Regions from separate parts of the Homo sapiens genome. Here all the other regions are linked to region 1. A link is a loop called in an ENCODE intact Hi-C map of the cell type or tissue named here. Cell type or tissue: CD4-positive, alpha-beta T cell. All regions are shown on one strand. Region 1 holds the start of LOC107985291 (a long non-coding RNA gene). Region 2 holds the start of RINL (Ras and Rab interactor like). Region 3 overlaps RYR1 (ryanodine receptor 1). Region 4 overlaps SPRED3 (sprouty related EVH1 domain containing 3).

Region 1 (5,000 bases):
CCCTTCCCCCTGCCCTCTGCATGTGACCCCGATCCCTCATCCTGGTCTCCACGCCGCCCCTCCCGCACACCTGCCTTCGGATGGCCCCGGCAGGATCATGGCGGGGCGCTGGGGCCCGAGGAGTTCAAGGCCTGCCTCATCAGCCTGGGCTACGACGTGGAGAACGACCGGCAGGTACTGCACCCTGGGCCCCAGCGGACCATGGCATTAACTGCTCTCTCTCTCTCTCTCCTTCTCTCTTTCTCCCCTCGCCATCCCACCCCTGCCATCCTGTGTGCCATCTCATGGCTCTCTTGCCTCCCTGCCCACATCTCCCTGGACCCCTTCCCTTTTACCTGGTCTCTTGGGGCCGCTGTCTCCCTGCTCCCCGCCACTGTCCTGTCTGCCTGCTGTGCACATGGGGCGGCCCCTCTTGCCTACTCTGGGCCCGGCCTCCTCTGCTATGCCTGCGTCCTCGGAGCAGAAGCAGACAGGCAGCATGGACTCCGATGACTTCAGGGCTCTGCTTATCTCCACAGGATACAGCCTGGTATGCAGCTCTGTCTCCCCAGCCACCCGCTCCTCCTCCTCCTCCTCCTCCTCCTCCTCCTCCTCCTCCCCCCCACCTCTCCCCCTCACCGCCTCCAGAGCTTCCTCGTCCTCGGGGACACTCCTCCGCCCGAGCAGCGCAGCCGTGCCTGCCTCTTCCTCTGCTGCATCTGCCGGGGTGGGGTCCCTCCGATGACTTCCCGAGCCCCCCTTCTTCCCTAGAAGTCTCCAGAAAGAGGGGGCAGCTCTCCCACTCTCTCCCCTTTTTCTTTCTCTTTCTCTCTTTCTTCCCCATCCTCCAGAGCTTACTCGTGAGCCTGGGCTGAGGGCAGTAGACCCCAGTTCCCTGCTGTGGGAGACCACGAGAGGGGAGGGTGCAGAGAGGCCCTGCTTCCCGGCCTGGGGCACTGGGGGCTTGGAGGCCTGGGTCAGCTGGAGCAGTGGCAGGCTCTGCCCGGGGCCAAGGCTGCTGGAGCAGGCGGGGAACAGGGCGCACGCACACGTGGGTTGGGCCCTACTCTCTCGGCTGTTTCCCTGGAGACCCCACCAGTGTGGGCCTGGCTGCCCCTGCCCCACTAAATGTCGGGTGTCCCCCACCCCACCCTCTCCTTGCAGGGTGAGGCCGAGTTCAACCGCATCATGAGCCTGGTCGACCCCAACCATAGCGGCCTTGTGACCTTCCAAGCCTTCATCGACTTCATGTCGCGGGAGACCACCGACACGGACACGGCTGACCAGGTCATCGCTTCCTTCAAGGTCTTAGCAGGGGACAAGGTGAGCGAGACCCCTACGAGGTGCATGGGGGCTGGCGAGAGGGGTCCCTGCAGTGGGAGGGGCTGAGGGGGCCAGTGTGTGGGTGGGGATGGCTCAGAGTCCCATCCTGCCTGCCCCAGAACTTCATCACAGCTGAGGAGCTGCGGAGAGAGCTGCCCCCCGACCAGGCCGAGTACTGCATCGCCCGCATGGCGCCATACCAGGGCCCTGACGCCGTGCCCGGTGCCCTCGACTACAAGTCCTTCTCCACGGCCTTGTATGGCGAGAGCGACCTGTGAGGCCCCAGAGACCTGACCCAACACCCCCGACGGCCTCCAGGAGGGGCCTGGGCAGCCCCACAGTCCCATTCCTCCACTCTGTATCTATGCAAAGCACTCTCTGCAGTCCTCCGGGGTGGGTGGGTGGGCAGGGAGGGGCTGGGGCAGGCTCTCTCCTCTCTCTCTTTGTGGGTTGGCCAGGAGGTTCCCCCGACCAGGTTGGGGAGACTTGGGGCCAGCGCTTCTGGTCTGGTAAATATGTATGATGTGTTGTGCTTTTTTAACCAAGGAGGGGCCAGTGGATTCCCACAGCACAACCGGTCCCTTCCATGCCCTGGGATGCCTCACCACACCCAGGTCTCTTCCTTTGCTCTGAGGTCCCTTCAAGGCCTCCCCAATCCAGGCCAAAGCCCCATGTGCCTTGTCCAGGAACTGCCTGGGCCATGCGAGGGGCCAGCAGAGGGCGCCACCACCACCTGACGGCTGGGGACCCACCCAGCCCCTCTCCCCTCTCTGCTCCAGACTCACTTGCCATTGCCAGGAGATGGCCCCAACAAGCACCCCGCTTTTGCAGCAGAGGAGCTGAGTTGGCAGACCGGGCCCCCCTGAACCGCACCCCATCCCACCAGCCCCGGCCTTGCTTTGTCTGGCCTCACGTGTCTCAGATTTTCTAAGAACCAAAAAAAAAAAAGGAAAAAAAACACAAAACAACAAAAACCAAAAAAAAAAAAAATCACAAAAACAAAAAAACTATAAAAAAGAAAGAATTAAAAACTTTCAGAGAATTACTATTTACTTTATTAACTTACGGATTTATTATATAAATATATATTCACCTAGCAACATATCTCTGCCGTCTCTCCTGCTCTCATAATGAAGACATAGCCGATTCTCTGCCCGGGCCCCTTGCTGATGCTCCTCCGGGTCTGCGTCGGGCGTGGGTCTCTGGGGACCCTCCAGAGGTGGAGGTGGGCTGATGGCCTGGCTGCCTGGTGGTTGATGGTTTTGCTCCCCCTACCTTTTTTTTTTGAGTTTATTCTGATTGATTTTTTTTCTTGGTTTCTGGATAAACCACCCTCTGGGGACAGGATAATAAAACATGTAATATTTTTAAGAAGGATTCCTGCAGCATCATCTTTTTTTATTTCTCCTGTGTCTGTCCTCCACCTTCTAGGAGAGCCAGGGCAGAGCTAGCACTGTCTTAAGCTGTCAACGTGGACTAGCTCGTGTCATCTGCTCGAGAAGGGCTGTCGCTGTTCTTGTTTCTGAGTGAGGAGTACGCAGGCCAGAGTGGTCACCCGGCCGTGAGCAGTGAGGGCCAGAGACTAGCCCCAGACAGGTGGATGCCAGAGAGAGTGGCACCCATGCCAGGCAAGGCCTAGGGAGGTGGTCTTGCTCAGCAACCCTGCCCTGAGCAGCAGGTGCGCCCATCCGGAGATCCTAGGAGAAGGTGGCCACCTCCATCCACTAAGGAAGAGAAGGAAGACAGTGGCTTGAGGCAGGGAGCTCGCAGGACAGAGCCTGAGCCACCCTGTCCCTCCCACCTGGCTCACCTGTCTGTGGGTCAGGCAGATGACCCCCTCACCCCCATCCAGGTGCTGGCTGCAGTGGCCTGTGCAGAGAGGGGCAGGGTGAGTGCCCACCAGTCCCCGTACCCCTTCCCCCCATGCCCCACCATGCCGGGGTGGTACTCACAGAAGATGCAGGTGAGGTGGGCCACACAGGACACGAACCGCTCGAAGTCCACACGCAGACGGCTATCCCGGTAGCGGCTGGTGAGGGTCTGGGTCAGCTGGTTGTTCAGGTGGAAGCCTAGGGGGAGGCTGCTTCTGAGCCCAGTGGCCCACAGGGAACCCACCTTGGCATTGCATCCCCACCCCACCTCCTCAGGGAGGACATGAATGCCACAGGGTGTCACACCCCAACTCTGCCCCATCCCGGCAGGGTGAGTACAGGCTGATCCCTTCAATCCTCTGGGCCTGTTTCCTCATCCATCAAACGGACTAAGACAGCCCCGACCCCATAGGGTGTGTGAAGACAGAACGCTCAGGACAGCGTCTGACACGTGACTCGATGTGTGGGTACTGTTACTCCTTAAATCCTGTGGGGCTTTCTCCTTGCCAGTGGGCACTGGAGGATATTTCTGTGCAGCAAAAAATATAGTCAATCCCATATGGAGTCAGTTTCCTTACAGTCTACCTCAGAGGCGATTTCTAAAGCTGAGAAACCATGTCTGCTGTGGAGTCTCATTGGAGGCTTTTAAAAACCCAAAACAATGGGTTCTTGACCCCTTCTGAGATGCAAGGTTGTGCCTGATGACCTTTGTCTCCCACACGGCCAGACAAACCCAGTTCCAAGTACCGTTTCATGGGCTTCTGCTGCTTCCAAAGCCCATCTTCACCCCCATTCTGTGTGTTCATTCTCTTCACAAATATCTACCAAGTAAGTGCCATTTCATGCTGTGCCCAGTGCCAGGTGCTGTTTTAACAGGAGGGCAGGTGGCCTGCAGCCTCTTCCTGCCCGTGTGACCTGCCCCAGGTCACTCCCTCTGGCATTCATCTGCCCTCGGGCATAGGGGTGGAGGCTGCCATGCCCAGGGCTATGGGGAAACCCAGCCAGATGGGGTGGAAGGACCCGAGAAGGCGCTGGAGCCCCTCAGCTGCCACTGCAGGAGTTCCCGTTTGAGAAATTCTCAAGGGCACTTTATCAGTTTCCTTCTTCCTGGAATAACTCCTGGCATGTAACAGGCACTCACTGGTGCCAGATGCGTGAACACAAGCCTGCCACCTGCCACCTGCTGTGAGTCCTTGCTCCCTCACCTCCACTCCTGTCTATCTCCGGCCCAGCCTCTCCCTCTCTGCCCCACGTCTCCCAATCCTTGGCTGTCTCTGACCCCATTTCTCCCCCTTTGACTTGGGCTTTTTCTTTTTTCTTTTTTGAGACGGAGTCTCGCTCTGTTGCCCAGGCTGGAGTACAATGGCATGATCTTGGCTCACTGCAACCTCCACCTCCCGGGTTCAAGAGATTCTCCTGTCTCAGCCTCCCAAGTAGCTGGGATTACAGGCACGCACCACCACGCCTGGCTAATTTTTGTAGTTTTAGTAGAGACGGGGGTTCCGCCATGTTGCCCAGGCTGGTCTTGAACTCCTAGGCTCAAGCAATCTGGCAATCTGCCTGCCTTAGCCTCCCAAAGTGCTGGCATTACAGGCGTGAGCCACCACGCCCGGCTGGCTCTTTTGGACACTTGACCACCTTCTCTGGGTCTCACACTCACAGCCACACCCAAACCCTCTCCCTCTGGCTCTCCGACTCCATCACAGTCACCCCAGCCCCCATCTCCCTGTGGCTCCATCTGCTGTGTGGTGGCAGACAGGCCCCAGAGTGGGGTTGGGGATCTGGGAACTCCAAGTTCTGACCCCAGCCCACTCTCCAAATCCCCTC
Region 2 (5,000 bases), 150 kb after region 1:
ATAAATAAAAAAATTAAAAATATTGCTACCTGGGCCCCATCCTTTTTTTTTTCTTTTTTCTTTTTTTTTTTTTTTTAATAGAGACTGGGCCTTGCTCTGTTGCCCAGGCTGGTCTTGAACTCCTAGGCTTAAGCGAGCCTCCTACCTCAGCCTCCCAAAATGCTGGGATTACAGGCGTGAGTCAGCACACCCGGCCAGCCATCTATATTTTCTGAATCAGTTGTGAAAACCTTTATTTTGGCCGGGGACGGTGGTTCACACCTGTAATCCCAGCACTTTGGGAGGCAGAGGTGGGTGGATCACCTGACGTCAGGAGTTTGAGACCAGCTTGGCCAACATGGTGAAATCCCATCTCTACTAAAAATACAAAAAATTAGCCGGGCGTTGTGGCAGATGCCTGTAATCCCAGCTACTCAGGAGGCTGAGGCAGGAGAATCGCTTGAACCTGGGAGGCGGAAGTTGCAGTGTGCCGAGATCATGCCATTGCACTCCAGCCTGGGCAACAAGAGTGAAACTCTCAAAATTAAAAAAAAAAAGAAAAGAAAACCTTTATTTTTCCTGTAAAATAAACAGATGCAAGTGGTGCCTCTGTTCTTCCTGCCTGGAATGCACGCAGGTGCTTGGGCCTGGGGCAGCCCCCGGGAAGCTGTGAGAGAAGTCCAAGAGAATTATAGCTATGCTGGCCTCAATGTCACTGCACTGCTGATCTAAAGCCAGCAGCTGCCTTTTTGGTTATGTTAGGAAGATAAATGCCTATTTGTTTAAACCGCTGTAGGACAGGTGTTTGTTATATTCAGTCCCAAATATCCAAAATTCCCCGCAGTTGAAAGCAAAGCCAAGAAATGGGATGAAGAGGAATTTATAAGTGTTCTGAAGTTCAGGATCCAGAGCTTCTTGAAATTACATTTTTTTTTTTTTTTTTTTAGACAGGGTCTTGCTCCATCACCCAGGCTCAAGTGAAGTGGCATGATCTCAGCTCACTGCCGCCTTGACCTCCTGAGCTCAAATGATCCTCCCACCTCAGCCTCATGAGTAGCTAGGACTGCAGGCATGAGCCATTGCACCCAGCAATAAATAGCCTTTTTGGTTTGCCCAATTTGTGTCATGTTTGTCACTAGTAACCAGCAGAGTCCTAATCTAGGGTGTCAGGATGGGCCCCCAGCTGTGAGTACTCACCCCTAGTGGCCACAGCCCCACAAGGGCCTCCGCATCCTGGGTATCCAGCTCTGGCACATGCCACACCCCCCATGTCCTCTGCAGGCGAGTAAGTGGCTCTAGGGTGCTGAGGACCCCTAGAGGGGTCCTGTCTGCTTTGTTCACCTGTGGTGGGACCAGCCTGGGATGGACAGTGTCCAGGGAGTCAGGGGTCAGAGGTGGGCAGTGGGACAATGAGGTGAGGTCAAAGGTACAGGAAGGGGCAGGCCCAGGGCAGAGGCTCAGAGATGTGATTCAGGATTCTGTAGTGAGGGAGGTATTGGATGGAAAGGGTTTCTGGATGCAGGGGAAGGAGGGCATAGCCTCAGCCCTAGTAGCCTCACCTCACCCCCTCTGTGGGGACTTCAGGTGCCTTGTCTTCTGGCTGGGCCATCGTCAGGTTGCAGGAAGCCAGTGAGTCATGACCTGGCCTCTGGCAGGGAGAAAGGTAAGACTCAAAGCTGCTCTAGCCCTCGGGTCATGTTCAAGATATTTACAATCAATATGGCAGAGACCCTGACCAATCAGAATGGACCCCAGAGGCCGCTTGCCGTGGCAGGGGTTAATTCTTTATTTTATTTTTGAGACGGAGTCTCACTGTATTGCCCAGACTGCAGTGCAGTGGCACGATCTCAGCTCACTGCAACCTCCGCCTCGTAGGTTCAAGCGATTCTTGTGCCTCAGTCTCCCGAGTAGTTGGGATTACAGGCGTGCACCACCACGCCTGGGTAATTTTTGTATTTTTTAGTAGAGACAAGGTTTTGACGTGTTACCCAGGCTGGTCTCAAACTCCTGACCTCAAGTGATCCCCCCGCCTCGGCCTCCCAAAGTGCTGAGATTACAGGCATGAGCCACCACACCCGGCCGGCAGGGGTTAAATCTTTAGTACCGGATGGTGGGGAATCTGGGGATCCCAGGAGAGAGGCCAGTGTGTCTTGCGGTGTGGGGAGAGGACTCAAAACAATAGCTCTTTACTGAAGTGGTAGGAAATATGTTAAGATTTTTAACAGCCATGGGGGCTGTGTAAATGTGGGCCAGCCCTTGGCAAAACCCAGTCAGCGCCTGGAAAAGTTCTTGGCCCAGAGTAGGCAGTCCCTATATCTGGAAAGGTAATAACATCCCCTCTTCCTCCCTTCCCACACCATGGAGGGGCCACTGAATCTCTTCCCCCAGCATTTTATTATGAAAAATTTCAGACATAGAGAAAAGCTGAAAGAATTGTACAGGAAACATCCCTATGCCCACTACCAAGATTCTACCATGAACATTTTACTCATCTTGCTTTATCACACATCTGTTCCTCTCTCTCTTCATCCACCCATCAGGCCCCAGCTCCTAACCAGGTACAGAGTCCTACGTAGGTTATCACTTAGGGTGGCACTTATCCCAGCAGCAGTCCCAGGAGCAGGAGACCTGGATCGGGGGAGGATCCATCCTCCCTCCCTCCCTCCCTCCCTTCCTTCCTTCCTTCCATCCATCCAGTATTTACTGAATACAGGCTGGAATTAGGTGCCTCTGCCCTGGAGAGAGGGTGATGAACAGGACAGGCTCCTCCCCTCAGGGCCTTCCATTCTTGTTTGGGGCAGGTGTAGCATATGGATAATAGGCAGCTAAACAAATACATTAGGCCATTGACCAGAAGGCCAGGGTGTTATTAGGAAGGAGGGAGGTGGGCAGGGAGGCGCAGGTGCCCTGCCCAGGCAAGAGCAGGAAGGAAGGGAGGGGAGGGGAGGGGAGAGGGAAGCAGATGCCTGCTTGTGTACCGTGGCAGGAGAGGAGGCTGTGGGCAGTGCGTGGCAGGGGTGGGTCAGGGCAGCTGCCTCATACCAAAGGGAGGCAGCAGGGGCTGAAGATGCCAGATGCTCGGTTCCTGGGGGCCCTACCTGTTCTCGGAGGAGAGGCCTGCAGTAGCAGGAAGTGGAGAGAGGAAGCTGAGCAGGCAGGGGGAAGAGGCGGGGCTGGGGTATCTGAAGTCAACTTTCCTCCCTCTTTCTGGGGCCTCAGGCCTTTAGTGACGGGGCTTAGAGGAAGGGACACTGGCAGGCTGGGAGTCCAGGGGTCAGAGCCACGAGGGCCCCCGTGAGGACCCTCTTGTTACCCCTCACTCTGGATCCCGGAGACTTTCTGGTTCCTTAGTGGCCCAAGATCTAACCCCCTCCCTTCAGAGATTTCCCTGGGTGCCCACAGAAAGAAACAGGAGGCCAGACCGGATTGTTAGTTGTTTTTGTTTTTAATTTGTCTCCAATAAGCAATGTCTTCTGCCCATCCAGCATGGGAAGTGGGTCCCACGTGAAGGGGGCCCACCACCCACTTTGGGAGCTGAAGGCAGAGACTCGGGAGCCCTCCCGGCTCAGACTCCCCCTACGCTGGGTGTGGGTTATATTCAGAGGCCCACACCCACACTGGGGTAGGTTAGGTATGGTTTACTTAGCCACAGGCCCCCGGGGGCAGGAGACAGAGTGGGGGCCCGAAGCTCCCTGTCCTGGAAGAGTTAAAAGTTCTGGGGTAGCCCTGGCCCCGTGGGGGCAGTTAGAGATGAGGGAGGTTACTCCTTAGCCCAGGAGTGGTTAGAGACAGTGGGGCTGGTAGAGATGCCTGTTTAAGCCTTGGCCTCTAGGAGGTGTTAGAGATTTGCTGGGGTTGGGGGCCAGGGTTGCTGGGACCCCAGTTTTGGGGAGGGAGCTGTAAGAGATTGGGGGATGTTCTGAGCTCCCCAGACAAGAACTGCTGGTTAAGAGGGGGCCAGGCCCGGTTGGGGCTCAGCTGTCCCTGAGGAGCTCGGCATCCCGCCTGGGAGATGCAGCTGTCACTGGGGTTTCTCCCTCTCTGTTGTCCTGGCCTCGTCCTTGGCAGGTGGCGGGGACTTCTTGGGGGAAGCTGAAGTGCTGGGGTTGGGGACCCCCGCCCCCGACTGGGCATCTATGCTGGCGTGCTCCCTCCGGACAAGGTCCTCCAGCTCCTTCTGCAGGAGCAAAGGTCACAGAAGTCAAAGGTCACTGTGCATCATGGGGTCAGAGGACCCATGGGGTGGGGAGAGGGTCCAGGGATGGGGCTCAGGACAGGCTGGGGTTGCTCAGCTCCTCACCTTCCATCCAAGGAGCTCAGCAAGGGCCAGGCAGCCCTGGTCGCATTCACCCAGCCAGGCCACGTCCCTGCGGTGCAGCAGGAGATCAGAGTTCCCAGGCGGGCTCGCCCCTGCCTGCTCCTCTCATCTGCCTTCGTGCCCCCGCTCCCACCTCACCCTGTCCCTTCCAGGCTGCCCCAACCCCCGGCGGGGCCTCACCTGTAGGCCTTCTTGGAGTCAAAGTCCATGCCTCCTCCGAGGCCCATAATCATCCCCAGGAAAGGGTCCGACTGTCAGGGAGGGGGTGGGTCAGGGGCAGGAGCAGGGAAGGGAGAGCTAAGAGCACAGACCCTGGAGCCAGGTGGCCTGGGTTTGTATCCTAGCTCTGTGACTTTGTTTTTTTTTTGTTGTTGTTTTTTTGGTTTTTTTTGAGACAAAGTTTCACTCTTGTTGCCCAGGCTGGAGTGCAATGATGTGATCTCGGCTCACTGCAACCTCCACCTCCTGGGTTCAAGTGATTCTCCCGCCTCAACCTCCCGAGTAGCCTGGATGACAGGTGCCCAGCACCATGCCCGGCTAATTTTGTATTATTAGTAGAGACGGGGTTTCACCATGTTGGTCAGGCTGGTCTCGAACTCCTGACCTCAGGTGATCCACCCGCCTCGGCCTCCCAAAGTGCTGGAATTACAGGCGTGAGCCATTGCGCCCAGCCAGCTCAGTGACTTTGGTCAAGTGACTTGTC
Region 3 (5,000 bases), 220 kb before region 1:
ACGCGAGCTCAGCAGCTCTAACAAAAGACCCTAAGTGGACTGGCGCAGTGACTCACACCTGTAATTCCAGCACTTTGGGAGGCTGAGGCAGGAGGACCGCTTGAGCTCAGGAGTTCAAGACCAGCTTGGGCAACATAGCGAGACCCTGTCTCTACTAAAAAAAAAAAGAAAAATTTAAAGATTAGCCAGGCATGGAGGCACATGCCTGTAATCCCAGCTACTGGGGAGGCTGACAAGGGAGGATCACTTGAGTCCAAGAGTTGGAGGCTGCAATGAGCTATGATCATACCACTGCACTCCAGCCTGGACAACAGAGCAAAATTCTGTCTCTAAAATAAATAAATAATAAAATAGGGTCCTTGATGTTAAAAAAGAGAGTCTATTGATAAAGGTTAGGAAAAGTAGCACTTGGCCGAGCGCAGTGGCTCACGCCTGTAATCCCAGCACTTTGGGAGGCCAAGGCGGACAGATCACCTGAGCTCAGGAGTTCAAGACCAGCCTGGCCAACATGATGAAACCTTGTCTCTACTAAAATACAAAAATTAGCCGGGCATGGTGGTGGTCGCCTATAATCCTAGCTACCTGGGAGGCTGAGGCAGGAGAATTGCTTGAACCCAGGAGGCGAAGGTTGCAGTGCACCAAGATCGTGCCATTGCACGCCAGCCTGGGCAACAGAGCGAGACTCCATCTCAAAAAGAAAAGAAAAGTAGCAGTTGGTGGCCAGCCACAGTGACTCATATCTGTAATTCCAGCACTTTGGGAGGCCAAGGTAGGAAGATCTCTTGAGCCCAGGATTTCAAGACCAACCTGGGCAACATAGCAAAACCCCATCTTAAAAAAAAGAAGAAAAGAAAAGTAGCACCTGGATAGGGTTCTTCTCCCATCCAACTTTGTATTTTGAAATTTTCAAAACATACAGGAAGGTAGAAAGAAGAAAATTGTTGGCGGGGCATGGTGGCTCACGCCTGTAGTCCCAGCTACTTGGGAGGCTGAGGCACAAGAACTGCTTGAATCTGGGAGGTGGAGGTTGCAGTGAGCTGAGATTGCACCACTGCACTCCAGCTTGGGCGACAGAGCAAGACTCCATCTCAAAAAAAAAAAAAGAAAATTGTTAACAATTTGCCCTGTGTGCCTACCCTTCACTGTATGGTTGAAAGTATTTAGTTTTTTTTGTTGAACTTTTGGGTGTAAGTTGCACACACCAGGGTAACCTCATCCCTTAATGTTCATCAGCTGGCTTTCCTAGAATAGGAACCTTCTCTTGTGTAACCACGGTATCATTATCATACCTAACCTAACCATATTTAAATTTCCCTCATTACCCACAAAATGTCTTTGATTTTTTTAAAAGAAATTCAGAATCCAGTCAAGTTTCTCCTGCTGCATTTGGTGGTTGTGTCTCTGTAGTGTCTTTAAAGTCTAGAATAGCCCCGCCCTCTTTTTGCCTCATGATGAGCTTCTTAACTTGGCCTTCTGGAGGGCATGTGGTTAACCTAAAATTGGTCTGGGCACAGTGGCTCGCACCTGTAATCCCAGCACTTTGGGAGGCCGAGGTGGGCAAATCACTTGAGACCAGGAGTTTGAGATCAGCCTGGGCAACATACTGAGACCCCATCTCTAAAAAAATTTTTTTTTAATTTTTTTTTTTTTTTTGAGACAGAGTCTCGGTCTGTCACCCAGGCTGGAGTGCAGTGGCGCAATCTCAGCTCACTGCAACCTCTGCCTCCCGGGTTCAAGTGATTCTCCTGCCTCAGCCCCCCGAGTAGCTGGGATTACAGGCATTCACCAACACACTCAGATAATTTTTGTATTTTTAGTAGAGATGGGGTTTCACCATGTTGCCCAGGCTGGTCTCGAACTCCTGACCTCAGGTGATCCGTCCACCTCAGCCTCCAAAGTGCTGGGATTACAGGCATGAGCCTCTGCGCCAACCCTAAAAATATATACATTTTAAATAAAATGAAAAAGATAGCCTAAAATTGCAGCAATATTGCAGTTCTGTTTGCATTTTTCTGGAGGAAGTACCCCTCACTTTCATTATAGAGGGCCATGAGTCCTCTCCACGGAAGAAACAACATCTAGCCTTTATTGAGTGCCTACTGTGTGCCCCGTTCTAGTGGCTTTCCAAGTAGTAACTCATTTGATACTCACGACCACCCCGTGAGGAAGGTACTATAACTATCCCCATGTTACAGGTAGGGAAGCTGAGGCTGAGAGAGAGTTGGTAACTTGCTCAAGTCACAAGACTCGTACATGGAAGGCTGGCTGTACATCTGCTTGCTCTTCCCCACTGCATGGGCCTATTTGAGACAAGGGAGGTGGGGTGGGGAGGGCTTGTCTTGTGAGCGCATGCCGCAGCCTCGCCCCCTGTCTCCCTCAGTGGACGACGTCCAGGTCTCTTGCTACCGAACGCTGTGCAGTATCTACTCCCTGGGAACCACCAAGAACACTTATGTGGAAAAGTAAGGAGAGGGAGCCATCGTTTGGGGCTGGGTGGGGCTGGAGGGGAAGGGAGGGAGCAGGGGAAGAAGATGGGGTGGGTGAAAAGCAGGGTAGATGTTAAGAATTTTCCCGCACACGGCGGCAGCCGCGGTTCCCCACGGCGGCCGCGTGAGGGCGCTCAGGGACAGGTCAGCCACGGAGGTAGAGCCGCCAGGTCTGGGGCTGTGAAGCAGGCAGGCCTCGCTGGGGAAGAAAGGGAGGCGCAGACCACGGGGGCTGCACACAGGAGCCACGCAACACTGGGGTCACTGGGGAGGGCCCCTGGCAGTGGCCATGTGACCGCTTCTGAGCTGAGATTACTGATACAGCAAGAGCGAGGCTGCGGCTGTTTCCACCAGCTCTGAAGTTATTCAGATTTCAAGTGACACCAGCGGTGCGCGGTGGCTCACACCTGTGAGCACTTTGGGAGGCTGAGGCGGGAAGATCACTTGAGCTCAGGAGTTTGAGACCAGCCTGGGCAACATAGTGAGACTCCATCTCTACAAAAAAAAATTTTTTTTAATTAGCCTGGTGTGGTGTGGTGTAGTGGCGCTGGTGCCTGTAAATCCACCTACTCCTAAGGCTGAGATGGGGGGATCGCTTGAGCTCCAGCCTGAGCAGCATAGGGAGACTGCATCTCTACAAAAACGACTTTTTTTAAAACTAGCTAGGCATGGTATGGTGTGTGCCTGTAATCCCAGCGACTCAGGAGGCTGAGGTGGGAGGATCACTTGAACCCAGGAATGTGAGGTTGCTGTGAGCCAAGATCAGGCCACTGCACTGCAGCCTGAGTAACAGAGCGAGACCCTGTCTTAAAAAACAAAACAAGTGGCACACATGGATGAATGGCAGCTCTGTCCCAAAGGGTTCTGGGAGGAGCCGTTTCTATGGAGATGGGGCTGGGACCCAGGACCCCAAAGAGGGGGACACGTGGCAGCTAAACACAGCCCCGTCTTCCAGGCTTCGGCCAGCCCTCGGGGAGTGCCTGGCCCGTCTGGCAGCAGCCATGCCGGTGGCGTTCCTGGAGCCGCAGCTGAACGAGTACAACGCCTGCTCCGTGTACACCACCAAGTCTCCGCGGGAGCGGGCCAGTAAGCTGTGTGGGGCGGGAGCAGTGCTGGGAGTCCAAATCTCCCCAGCACAGGGCCTTGGGGAGACCCTAATTTGGGGGTAGTGTGGCTGGGCTGGGCTGTGAGCGGCTGAGGATTCCCCAGGTTGGGAGTGCCACACATTCAGGAACCCCAGAGTTTATGGTTCGGGGGCATTTCAAGGCCGTTACATGGGGAGAATTTAGAGATTAATTTGATTTTTGAAAACAGAATCTATTGATAAAAGTTAAGAAAAGTAGCACTTGGTGGCCAGGCGCAGTGGGTCACGCCTGTAATCCCAGTACTTTGGGAGGCCAAGGTAGGAGGATTGCTTGAGTCCAGGAGTTCAAGACCAACCTGGGCAACATAGCAAAACCCCATCCATGGAATTTGGAGCTATGGAATTTATTTTAGTGATGGTGACATTTGAGGGCATCATCAAGCTTGGAGACATAGGGTGAGGGGTATTTGAGCATAAGAGGATTGAGGGAAGGCAGGGTTCATTCATTCATTCAGCAAATATGTATCGAGCAGTTACTATGTATGAGGCGCTGTCCTAGTCACCTGAGGTTCAGCAGTGAACAGATAAAACAGACAAAAATCCCCTGAGTCCTGGGTCCAGAGGCTAGAATGAGGTGTGGACCTGGGGGAAATATACGCTCCAAGGCAGGAAACTTGTCTTCTTGGTCAGCTGTTCTCCCAGAATGGCACCTGGCCCAGAGTCAGCAAGTGAGCAAGTGACAGGTTGTCGGTTTCAAGGGACTGAACCGGGTGTGGGATTCAGAGAGACAAGGCGGGGAGACAGGGTGGGGTTGGAAAAGGTCTCTTTTGGAGTATGCTGTACAGCAGGGGTGAGGGGAATGGGCTTGGGATGTGGGAGATTTTAGGAGGGAAGGTTTCTAGGGGTGAGATTTTAGGGAGCAGACAGGCTCGGGGGTGTGAAGTGTTTGCGGGGCCACTGAGTTTCAATGTGAGGGTTGGGAGAGGTAGTTGGGTTGGAGGGTGAGATGGGAAGAATAGGGTTTGGGAGACTGTTTAAGGGGGGTGGCAATTCAATGGTGTCTGATGTATTGCGGGGGAGGCCAGGGCACTGAGGTCTGGGGGTGATGGCTTGACATTCCCTGCCCCCGTCCCTGTACCCCAGTCCTGGGGCTCCCCAACAGTGTGGAGGAGATGTGTCCCGACATCCCGGTGCTGGAGCGGCTCATGGCAGACATTGGGGGGCTGGCCGAGTCAGGTGCCCGCTACACAGAGATGCCGCATGTCATCGAGATCACGCTGCCCATGCTATGCAGCTACCTGCCCCGATGGTGGGAGCGCGGGCCCGAGGCACCCCCTTCCGCCCTGCCCGCCGGCGCCCCCCCACCCTGCACAGCTGTCACCTCTGACCACCTCAACTCCCTGCTGGGGAATATCCTGAGAATCATCGTC
Region 4 (5,000 bases), 340 kb before region 1:
AGTGAACAAAAAGTTCCTTTCCTCCTGGAGCTTCTATTCTAGTGTGGAAAGGCAGAAAATTAAAAAAAATATATATATAAACAATAAAAATGAATAAATATTGAAAGTAAATGGATGAACAAATTATTGACAACCCCATGCTTCCAGTTACTCAGGCTCTAAATCTTGGAGTCATCCCTGACTCCTTATCTTTTATGCGTCTCATCTCATCTGTCAGCAAATATTGGTTCTACTTTCCAAATCATCACAATCTGCCTCCAACCTGGTACCATCCAAACTCATCTCCCAACTGGACCATCTCAATAGCTTCTCACTGTCAACTCCTTCCCTCCTGCCCCCACACATAGCCAGAGGATCCCTATCAACGGCTGAGTCAGATCATGCCCCTCCCACACTCAGAAGCCTCCCAGGGCTCCAACTCACTCAAGTAAAGGACAAAGTCCTTACAGTGGCATATGAGATCCCATGCCATGTGGCCCTGTGTGTCTGGCCCCCTCACTTACTCGGCTTCGGCCACATGGCCTCTTCACTCTTATTCTAACGTGGCAGGCACAGCCCTGCCCCAGCGCCTTTGCACTGGCTGTTGCCTGGAACACTCTTTCCCAGATTTCCTTGTGGCTCATTCCCTTGTTTCTTTCAAGGCTTTATACAAATATCATCTTCTCAGGGAGGGCCTCCCTGAGTATTTAAACTTAAGTATTCCATTTAAAATTGCAATCTGCCAATGCCCCTTGTCTAGTGCTAAATTTTTCCCATGTTCTAAGGCATTTTCCTTATTTCCTTTCTGAAAATACTATTATCTTTTTTTTTTTTTTTTTTTTTGAGACGGAATCTTGCACTGTTGCCCAGGCTGGAGTGCAGGGGCACGATCTTGGCTCACTGCAACCTCCACCTCCCAGGTTCAAGGGATTCTTCTGCCTCAGTCTCCCAAACAGCTGGGATTACAGGCACCCAGCTATTTTTTTTGTATTTTTAGTAGAGACGGGATTTCACTATGTTGGTCAGGCTGATCTCAAACTCCTGACCTTGTGATCTGCCCGCTTTGGCCTCCCAAATTGCTGGGATTACAGGTGTATTTCCCGGCCTATTTTCTTATCTATTAGTTTACGGTCTATCTCCCATGCTAGAATGTCAGCTCCAGGCCGGCAAGGATCTTTTGTTCGTTTCTTGCTGTGTCTCCAATGCCTGAAACAGTGCCTGGCACACAGTAAGTGTTTAGTAAATATGTGTTGAATAAACGGAATGAATGAATGCACATAATATCGGGTGCAATTTGGCACTTGCTGGAAACCTTGGGAGTTGCCTAAAACACCTGGAGGAACAAAACTGATTCCCTGGGCAGAAAAGGGGAGGGTTCCAGGGTCATGGGAGATGAAGTGGGGCCACAACAGTTGCAGACAGTTCCCATCCATGGAGCACTTACCCGGGAAAGATGCTCTGCTGTCCAGGCCCCCTCTGGAATCTGCACAGTGGTCTTCGTGAGTCTGGCACGTCGTGGGTGCTCAATGAATGTCTATTGAAGGCAGTGTGCAGATAAGGTAGGAGTTATGTCCAAGTGGCAGAAAGGAAGCTAAGGGTCTGAGAAGTCGTTTCAGCTAGTTTCAGAACAGAGGCTGGTTTGCATGGGAAGGGGAGCACTCGGAGTGGGCGGGACTGCCCCAATAACAGTGTGGGGCTGGGAGTGAGAGAGGAAGGCAGCTGGCTGCCCAGGGGAGAGGGATTCTGAGAAGCGGGAAGACGATTAGATGTTCCTCAGGTTTGGCGAGCTGATTAGATCAGGAGAAGAGTCCCACAAAAATAACAATAACCATTTCCAGCTCTCCCAGTACTTCAGGCATATGCTGTGCCCTTGACAGTGGCCCTAACCGCATCCTTATGAATAGGTACTCTTAGGATCCCCGTTTTACAGAGGAGGAAACTGAGGCTCAAAGAGGTGAGCTCACTTGCCGGAGGTCACACAACCAGTCAGTGACAGAGCCGGGGTTTGAACCCAGGCCTTCCTGGCCGCAGAGCCCTCGCTCTCAATGGGAGGGGGTCTATGTGAGGGCATCGGCTGTGCGGGGGCGTGTCCCCGCGCTGAGGCCGCCAATCTCCTCCAGTCCCACGTGGACAGCGACTCCTCCTCCAGTCACAGCCGCCAGGAGACTCCTCCCAGCGCCGCTGCGGCCCCCATCATCACGATGGAGTCAGCTTCAGGCTTCGGGCCGACCACGCCCCCCCAGCGCCGCCGCTCCTCCGCTCAGGTGCGACCTGGGAGCCTGGGGCTCCTGGGGGAATGGGGCGGTGCACTCGGGGCCCGAAGGGAGCGGGAGCCATGGCCCGGGGAGGTGGGGAACACAGATTCCAGGGGATGGCTGACCTGATAACTGGGCCGGACTGGGAGAAAGCGGCGGGGAAATAGGGAGAGGCTTGGAGGCCTGGGTTTCTAGGAGGCTTGGGTGCGGGCCTCCCGAGTCTCCTTGCGCTCTTGGAGATTTTGAGGGGTTTCGAAGTCCAGAGAGGTTTAGGACCATTTTCAGAGTGTATATTTGGGGAACTCCTGGAAGAGGACTGTTAAATTCACGGGGAGGGTGGGAGAGTCGGTACCCAGAAGGGTAAAAGAGGCCCAGGAACCAAACTCCTGCGCCTTTAAGGAGGAGGTGGCTGGGTCCAGAACCCCTGGATCTCAAGGTAGAGGGGGCTGGGAGCTGGGGCTCTTGGATCTTAAGAGAGGACAGGACTAGGAACCTTCGGCCTCTGGGTCCTTAAAGGTGTGGGGTTGGTGCGTGGATTCCTCTGTCTGTCCCTGGAGAAAAGTGGGGATTGAGGGACCTTGGGAGAGAAGCAAGCTGGGGTCTTGAAAATCTGAATCCCAGACCCAAGAGTGCGCTAGGGAACTGGATCCTTGAGGCTAAGACTGGGATGGATTCTGATCTGTTTGTCCCTTCGTTCCGCAGAGCTACCCTCCGCTTCTACCGTTCACGGGGATTCCGGAACCCTCAGAGCCCCTGGCAGGGGCAGGGGGCCTGGGGTGGGGCGGCCGCGGCTACGAGGATTACCGGCGCTCCGGGCCACCCGCGCCCCTCGCCCTGTCCACCTGCGTCGTGCGCTTCGCCAAGACCGGCGCGTTGAGGGGCGCTGCCCTGGGTCCCCCAGCGGCACTACCTGCCCCTTTGACCGAGGCTGCGCCCCCAGCGCCCCCCGCTCGCCCACCCCCCGGCCCGGGCCCATCCTCTGCGCCTGCCAAGGCCTCCCCGGAAGCGGAGGAGGCAGCGCGCTGCGTGCATTGCCGCGCGCTCTTCCGTCGCAGAGCAGACGGGCGTGGCGGCCGCTGCGCAGAGGCCCCGGACCCGGGTCGCCTCCTGGTGCGCCGTCTAAGCTGCCTGTGGTGCGCCGAGAGCTTGCTCTACCACTGCCTGTCGGACGCCGAGGGCGACTTCTCGGACCCGTGCGCCTGCGAGCCGGGCCACCCGCGCCCCGCCGCGCGCTGGGCCGCGCTGGCCGCGCTCTCCCTGGCAGTGCCCTGCCTCTGCTGCTACGCGCCCCTGCGCGCGTGCCACTGGGTCGCAGCGCGATGCGGCTGCGCCGGCTGCGGGGGTCGCCACGAGGAGGCTGCGCGGTGAGGACGGCCTGGTGGGTCCCCTAGCCGGCCCGAGGACCCAAAATTGAGGGTCCAGGACCCCGGACTCCGTTCGGACCTAAAACCCAAACCTAGGCACATCCGGAACTTGGAGCTTGAGTTTGGATTGAGAGATCTCAGACCTGGAACCTGGAACCCAAACCTAGGACTGAGAGACCCCAGCCCCAGCTTCATTGGGGTGTCTGTCTAAGAAGTCCCAGGCGTCCTGAGTTCTGGCGTTCCCCCACCCCCACACCCCACGAGGAGGCTCCAGGCGTCCCCATACTTTGCATCTCAGAAAGGCCAGGGAGCACATAGATCCCGAAAAGGGCAGGTCCCTGTTGAAATGAACAACCTAGAACCCGGTCACGCCTGGCACCATGTCCCTCAGATTACAGCCCCACAATTAGTCAGGACTTGCCCATAACTGGCTCTGCCTTTATTCAACTCCCAGATCAGATCTTGAGACCATAGGACCTGGAGTCACCCACAAACAGTTCCTGAATATTCACCTAAGACCTGGTGCCCCCACATCTGAGACATTCTCATAGTCCCAGGACCCCTGAGACAGCAGGACCCCTGAGAAAGTTTCAAACAGAGTTTGAAACTCTGTTATGCTCTGGAATCTCCAGATGCTGCCCCTCAAATCTACCCACGACTTAGTGCCCACAGACCTGGCCTCCAGTCCGGGAACACTGAAGTCTAAGATGTCCAGGGAACTCCCAGACACCCTGGGACCCCAGACTCTTAAGATGCACTGAGTGCTCGGATATACTGAAACACGAGCTGTTCTCTTACCAAAATGACTTGGGAGACCCATCCCAGAGCCCCCAAGATCCAGATATCAGACACCAAGATGCTCTGGAAGCCAGGGATCAAAGACCTCCATAGGTCCACCCACCCCCAAGCCAGGGTTCTCAGGAGCTTTGGATATCATTTATAGGACTCAGAGGTGCCTGGGGTCCTCAGATGTGCGACTGAAGGCCACCAACACCTCAGGACCCGAGATACTGGTCTCGAGTTCTCAAATAGCCCTCTCTTGCAGTCCCTCCTGGACCTGGATTTTGAGACCCCAAATGTCCTGGAATCTTCAGCTTCTTTCTACCCACAGATTCCCAACCCCTTAAGGGCTGGGAGTCCAGCTCCCAGAAGAGGGGATGCTCATGGTGACCCAGACCTCTGATGCCCTTGGCCCTCAGCCCTTGAGTGACCCTAAGGTACTTTAGGAGCACTGGATCCAATACCCCAAAGGTGCCACTGACCCCCAAATGCAAGGCTCAAGACCCTACAACATTGGGATTGTTCCTGATCCAAGACCTTCATCCCTCCATACCAGAGGCGTTCAGATTCGAGGTGCCCCAAGACCCCAGCACCCTCAGACCCCAGATTTCTTTGGATTCAA

The links. A loop is a pair of places that touch in the nucleus more often than their neighbours do. Peaks named below come from ENCODE experiments on the same cell type or tissue, not always from the same donor. Only the 100,000 strongest peaks of a DNase experiment are listed, where the experiment ranks them.
Region 2: it touches region 1 in a loop (2.8-fold over the local background); 11 of 110 quality-filtered maps call a loop at or near these places.
Region 3: a loop joins it to region 1, with 2.5 times the contacts of the local background. A loop is called at or near these places in 4 of 110 quality-filtered maps.
Region 4: a loop joins it to region 1, with 2.5 times the contacts of the local background. A loop is called at or near these places in 6 of 110 quality-filtered maps.

What each region holds. Positions count from the first base shown.
Region 1 is chr19:38,727,853-38,732,852 of GRCh38, forward strand. ACTN4 (actinin alpha 4) reads left to right here. Exons shown (of 21, transcript NM_004924.6): 19 at 94-174; 20 at 1,144-1,302; 21 at 1,422-3,737. The coding sequence ends at 1,580. It overlaps CAPN12 (calpain 12), which reads right to left. Exons shown (of 21, transcript NM_144691.4): 19 at 3,255-3,371; 20 at 3,113-3,171; 21 at 2,340-3,026. The coding sequence ends at 3,000. LOC107985291 (a long non-coding RNA gene) reads right to left here and starts at 504. Exons shown (of 2, transcript XR_001753937.2): 1 at 336-504. In CD4-positive, alpha-beta T cell, CTCF peaks have their summits at 1,993 (motif pointing right) and 2,204; DNase peaks (open chromatin) are centred at 1,472 and 2,029.
Region 2 is chr19:38,875,155-38,880,154 of GRCh38, forward strand. It overlaps RINL (Ras and Rab interactor like), which reads right to left and starts at 3,121. Exons shown (of 12, transcript NM_001195833.2): 1 at 3,078-3,121; 2 at 1,539-1,627; 3 at 1,177-1,336. The coding sequence starts at 1,588. SIRT2 (sirtuin 2) reads right to left here. Exons shown (of 16, transcript NM_012237.4): 14 at 4,478-4,548; 15 at 4,280-4,346; 16 at 3,406-4,156. The coding sequence ends at 4,001. RefSeq lists a silencer at 2,908-2,957 and enhancers at 3,498-3,617, 3,658-3,757. In CD4-positive, alpha-beta T cell, no CTCF peak of the experiment used is centred here; DNase peaks (open chromatin) are centred at 1,229 and 3,117; H3K4me3 peaks cover 1,489 bases; H3K27ac peaks cover 2,875 bases.
Region 3 is chr19:38,512,646-38,517,645 of GRCh38, forward strand. It overlaps RYR1 (ryanodine receptor 1), which reads left to right. Exons shown (of 106, transcript NM_000540.3): 64 at 2,381-2,462; 65 at 3,442-3,572; 66 at 4,714-5,000. Among named protein-coding and RNA genes, the nearest start is that of MAP4K1-AS1, 81 kb to the right of the region's middle. RefSeq lists enhancers at 683-732, 743-832. In CD4-positive, alpha-beta T cell, CTCF peaks have their summits at 2,613 (motif pointing right) and 2,814; DNase peaks (open chromatin) are centred at 1,416 and 2,636.
Region 4 is chr19:38,392,544-38,397,543 of GRCh38, forward strand. It overlaps SPRED3 (sprouty related EVH1 domain containing 3), which reads left to right. Exons shown (of 6, transcript NM_001394336.1): 5 at 2,100-2,243; 6 at 2,937-5,000. The coding sequence ends at 3,602. Among named protein-coding and RNA genes, the nearest start is that of SPRED3, 6.3 kb to the left of the region's middle. In CD4-positive, alpha-beta T cell, no CTCF peak of the experiment used is centred here; DNase peaks (open chromatin) are centred at 2,148 and 3,278; H3K4me3 peaks cover 2,045 bases.